Regions from separate parts of the Homo sapiens genome. Here region 2 is linked to region 1. Evidence: read pairs that join two places in POLR2A ChIA-PET (ENCODE). Cell type or tissue: A673. All regions are shown on one strand. Links, peaks and the distances in the headings refer to the core of each region. The heading gives the core; the rest is flanking DNA.

The links. ChIA-PET counts read pairs that join two places held together with the same protein. Peaks named below come from ENCODE experiments on the same cell type or tissue, not always from the same donor. Only the 100,000 strongest peaks of a DNase experiment are listed, where the experiment ranks them.
Region 2: POLR2A ChIA-PET joins it to region 1 with 5 read pairs; 1 of 35 experiments calls an interaction of 5 or more read pairs at or near these places.

The regions. Positions count from the first base shown.
Region 1 is chr11:35,601,205-35,604,019 of GRCh38, reverse strand. No RefSeq gene overlaps it. Among named protein-coding and RNA genes, the nearest start is that of FJX1, 16 kb to the left of the region's middle. In A673, for the core only: no CTCF peak of the experiment used is centred there; a DNase peak (open chromatin) is centred at 1,429; H3K27ac peaks cover 1,102 bases.
Region 2 is chr11:36,467,934-36,470,748 of GRCh38, reverse strand. No RefSeq gene overlaps it. Among named protein-coding and RNA genes, the nearest start is that of TRAF6, 41 kb to the left of the region's middle. In A673, for the core only: a CTCF peak has its summit at 1,500 (motif pointing left); DNase peaks (open chromatin) are centred at 758 and 1,488.

The sequences.
Region 1 (2,815 bases), core at 70-2,569:
GGACTATAGGCGCCCGCGACCACGCCCGGCTATTTTTTTTTGTATTTTTTAAGTAGAGACGGGGTTTCGCCGTGTTAGCCAGGACGGTCTCGATCTCCTGACCTCGTGATCCGCCCGTCTTGGCCTCCCAAAGTGCTGGGATTACAGGCGTGAGCCACCGCGCCTGGCCTTAAGCATCCTTTCTTTTAGGTTCAGGCTGAACTCCTTTAGAAGTCTAATTAGGTCCTCGGTTAGGGCAGTATTTCTCATATTATTCCCTTGACCTGGGGTGTTCTTATCCCAGCCTTAGGGAATTAAGGCCTTTCTAAGGTCTGGGCCATTTCTGGATGCCTCATTGGGTCACTTAAGTCTTGTTTTTTTTTTTTTTTTTAAACTATAAGAATCTCACTTCCAGATTGGTTAAACAATATAGGAGATAGATTTAAGGTACAAGTACCTAGAAGGTCTTCTGGGTTGGGTTGATTTAAGGGCTCACCAATGTCATCCAGCGCTAGTTTCTTTCAAGCTTCCTGTTATGCTTTTCATACAGCAGCAGCCTGGCTTCCTCATGGTGGCAAAATGGATGCAGCAGTTCCAGCCTTTACTTACACATTATCTAGAAGGAGATAGAGAAATATTTTTTGCCCCTAGAAGTTCCTTGAAAAAGCTCAGGTCCGTTCTCACCCATTCAAATTGCGTCTCATGCTGATACTTGACTGAATCCCTTTGACTGGAGAATGTTGATTGGCTTAGGTTATCTGAGCAAAGCATACTTATGGGGGCAGTGGTGGTGGGATCACCATATCTCACCCATATGGCAGATACACAATGCGGGTGTGTGTGGAGGGGATATTAGGTAGCTGTCAGGCTCTAGTTTAGGATAATAAAGCAGGCATGACTGGTGTTTGTAGGTGTATGGGGGAGTGGATAAAGTTGAAGTAGGAAATTATCCAAGAGGGGTAGAAGATTTCCCAAACAGAAGCAAGACAGTGAGTGGGCTCTAGGCTGGGGGCTGTAGAGGAGAATAATCATGAGAGTGCCTGAGAAAACTGGGCATGTAAAACCAAAGTCCTGAAGTGCTAGACAAGGGGCCTCCAGGATTTTATGTGGTTTTGTGGGAGTGAATCAGTGAAGGAGACACTTTCAAAGCCTTTCAGTCTTTCAAAGGCTGTCTTGGCATGACAAGACAGGGAGCTGGGGAGTGGCACCCCATGGCAGCATGGAGCGGCAGCAGCAGACATGTGGAGGGCCACAGACCCAGAGGGGCTCTGGTGTCATTGAACAAGTTCGTTTATTTGTAGCACTTGGAGTGCATGACACAGAGGGCATTCTCAATCGTTGTTACAAGAAGTATTTTTAATTTTAGTTGCTAGGAAGTAGTGAGAAGCAGTAACAGCAAAAGAAACAGGAGGCCAAGTGATTCCGGAAGCATCCTGGTGGGAAAGTGGCAGTTTGACAAACCTCTTTTCTGGGCTCTATAAGCCCCAGAGAAGAGAAGTCTCTAGAGTGCAGTAACTGAACTTCCTTCCAATCTCGTGTATGGGAGTTTGAGCAGCTTCCATTTTATTAGAGAAATAAAGACCTATAGCATTACTTGTGTTGCAAGAGCATGGAACAGCTCATATCTATAGAACTGTAAAATTACACACACACACATATGTGACACACATCTCACTCTAGCCTTACAACACCCTACAAGTTAGTCATTAACAGAGAAGGCAGCTCAATACCTCCAGCTTGGAGGTATTAAGTCCGTGGCAAGGTCCAAAGCTAGAATATGGTGGAGTTGGTCTTTGCATCCAACATCCAGCTCCCACCTCCCTCTTCCTTTCTCACAGACCCTAAATTTGACCAGTTATCCCACTCTCCCCCATGAAGCTATGTGCTTTAAGGAATATGTGCTCACCCTCACCTCCAAAGGAAAGGCTGCCTTTTCCCCTGATCTAATTTTGACCATTAGAAATCTGCTGATGAGATTCTGAGAAAAGTGTTCTCACTTCTGAGGGAGTGCTATGGGAGGAGTTTCCTTCATCTTCCTCTGGTTTTATTGCATCTGGATGGGACATTTGCAACTGCTGCACAGCCATTTGCCACCAAATCTGAGGGTGAGGTCAATACCCAAGATTGAAGTGCAGGGATGGAGAGAATCTGGGTCCTTTAGGATTGGACTGAGTCACTAAATAACCCATCCTAGAAGCCTACAGCAGCAGAAACTGCGACTTGCTTTTCCAGTGGGCATTCTATTCTCCTTTAGTAACACCAAATCTATATTGATAAGTATAGTAATGTACCCAGATATAAAACCACATTTTCTAGATTTCCTTGTCAATGGAAGTTATGTGGCTTTTTGCCCTAACTTTCTTTACTTTCCTGCTTCTTGGAAGGTGGGCATGATGGCTAGAATAATGGCAGCCAATATGTGACCATGAAGCTAACTTGAGAATACAAGTCGTATACTGAAGATGGTAGTGCTGAGAGTGTGGGTCCTGCCATACCAGCTATTGAATGTTTTTCTCTGGGCTTCTTTTATGTGAGAGAAATACAGCACTTTCTCTATGTAAGCTAGCAATTTCTAACTTACATAAGCTACTGTTACTTAATGTTTTCTTTTATATGCAGCTTGGTTTAATCCCAACGGAGAAGCCTATATATTTCTGAATTTCCTGTGGGTGAGAACTAATTTTCTTAATGTATAAACTGTTTGGAATTGGAGTTGCTTTCATATGCAATCAATAACATCCTAATTGTTTCCTCATTGAAACCCATATTGTTCGCATCTGTACTGTGTAGTTAACTACAACAAGGGCTGTATTCTTTAGTTCTAAATTATTCTTGA
Region 2 (2,815 bases), core at 140-2,639, 870 kb before region 1:
TCCTATCATTTTACCTTCAAACTCCAGCAGCTCTGCAAGCTTTAAACTCTCCTCTTAGCCTAGTTAGACTGCTGCTTTCTGCTGTTTACTCCCTTGTACCCTCACCCACTCCAGGGACTCGGGGAAATCCTCTCAGGGGAAAAGCCAGGAAGAATGTGGAGCTTTCCTCATGTTTCCTTTCTCTTGGGGATCACAGTCTCTCAGGTCCTGCCTGCACTGGATGTTCTCCAGTTCCTTTGAACAGTTCCTTTATATATTTTGCCCTGCTTTCCTAATTATTTTATAAGGACAATTAATCTGATACAAGCCATTCCCATATGGCCAGAACCAGAAGCCTAATGCGATTTCCACTTATTGAACCCTTCTCAAAACGGCTCTAGACTAGGCAGCAAAAGTTTCTGTTGGCAGGCAAATGACTTAATCCTTACTTCAGCCTACAGAGAATGAAATGACCTCATAAGTTGGACCACAAACAAAGCTATCTGAGATATTTGACTGATATCAGACTGAAATTTAAGCACTTGTTAAGAGTTAAGAGTTATGCAGTCCTGAGAATATAAAAGAATTCAGAAGTCTATTTGGTTCAAGGTATTTACATGGCTTAGGATGTCTCTCAAAAGTCATTAGACCTAGGCTAGAATCACCAAGGAAATGAAAAGCCAATCTAATGAGTGACTTAGTGAGAAATGCATACTGCTGAAGGTAACTGAAGAACTAGGCAATTGTACGATACAGGAACAAGGGCTCCGAGGTCACTTCTTTTAAGCTATGAAGTCATTGACTAAGCAACCACAAATAGGACCCAGTGTCTCTTGGGGACTCACACAAGGATCAAGTATGCTCCACCTATAAACTCAAGAATGCTGAGAAGCAACCACCAAAATTACTGGAAGGGATATAGTTTTCTTAGGTGGGGGGAAAAGAAGCCACTCAATGTCTGCAGCTCTGGGTCTCACACCCAAAGGAAATTTCTGGTAGTGATTTGCCTTGGTTACCTGGAATGGTTATTATCTTCTTTAGTGGATATTTTTTCAACCCTGGTTCATCAGTCAGGGGCTAGTCAGAGGACAAAGGCCACATCAAGTATTTTAACAGACAGAATTTAATATAAAGAATTATTAATCAAAAATTGGACAAATAAAATGGCAAAGAGGGGACCCAGAGGAATCACAGAGGTGGTAACTACAGGAAGCAACTACCACCCTTAGAACTGGGGAAACAAAAAGCAGTGTTAGGGGTTATTGAAATTTAAAAAGTTAGAGGAGGGGCCCCAGAGGGCTTCAGAATTCTGAGGAGGGGTCCCAGGCTGGACAGTGCTTGTATCTCTAAGGGGAGATGTTGAGGCTGGTTCTGGGAATGTGGATAAACTGCAAACAGTAACTCAACACTGCTGCTGGACCCAGCTGTCTATGCTAGGTGATGTGGACAAAGACAGGATGAGCCCAACTCCTCTCCCTCCACCAGTCCCCCAGGCTCCCTCTAGCGCCCTCCATTGGCAGAACCTACCAGGGACCCAGCTGACAAAGCAGCAATGTGGTTTGCAGAATCCCAGCCACAGCATCACAAAAAAAGGAAAAGGCTCGAAACTGAGAGACAATATCTCACCAACACTTCAGGAAGGTTTAGATTTAAGGGTAGAAATATTACAACTCCACTTTAAAATGTATAATTGAGAATTAATTTAGACTTGTGATTTTTTTAATGGTGACATCTAAGTTTAAGTAGAGTATAAAAACATTTAAGAGCACCTAGATTTATCTTTTAAGTTAAATTTATTCACTTCTATAAGAGTTTAAAATTTGGGATGATTTTGCTTGTGGTCAGAAAAACCAAAGTACTTAAAAAATAAATACATTAAATTTCTAAATCTGTTTTAAAATGTTTGAAGTGCTAAGCTATGCTTGTAAATAAGAGCAAGCATTATTGAAACACTCCTCCAAAATTATTGCCAAGATCTGCTAGACTTATAAAATAGAATAATATTTGTAAGCTGAATTTAAAAGCATAAAAAAGTTTAAGCTTTGCATCTGAAATGGAATATTGATTCTAAAGACAAAATTATGTTTATTAAATTAAATATAAACTTATTAAATTATTACTTTAAAGACAAATTTTAACATAAGTTTTTTTTTAAAAGCCCCGAAATCTTTTCTACATAAGAAATTTACTGTCCAGGATACCAGAGTCCCTACGCCATGAGGTTTTCTAGAAATGACTGCAGAAAAGCAAGAGATGCAGCTTTGTTCCTCAGCTTTTCTAGAAACGCTGGAACATCTCTTACCTTGTAGCAAGCTGAGCAGATTCTGCCCCTGGCTTAGCTATTCTTCATTTTCTATCAGGCTAGGGTACCTCCTAGAATAGAAAGGGATGACCACTGGACTTGTGGTGAACCTGGGGTCAAGTCCAAGCTCCATTGCTTAAAAGACCCAAGGCTCAGTTTGCTCATCTGCAAAATGAGGGTGACACCTGCCTTGCAAGGTTGTTGTGAGGAACAGCCTAGTACTCGGCCCTCATGCTAGATTCCTGAATGCAGAGAGGGTTAGGACAAGGAGGCTCTTGCCTGAGTTCACTGGCCTGGGACACTCCCTCTTCCTGGCAGGAGAGCTTCTTCAAAGAGATGGCTCTTTGATTGCTTCAAAGAGCAAACAACAGGTGCTCTCACTGTCCTCAGGACTGTCAGATCCCAAAGCAATCTCTTACCACAGACAGAAAGAGGGCAGGCCAAGAAAATGAGCTGGCTCTGGAGCAAAACATCCCCAGGAACAGGGTTAACTCTCTGCAGGGAAGTGGCAGACATTGGCTGGAGCAAAGGCAA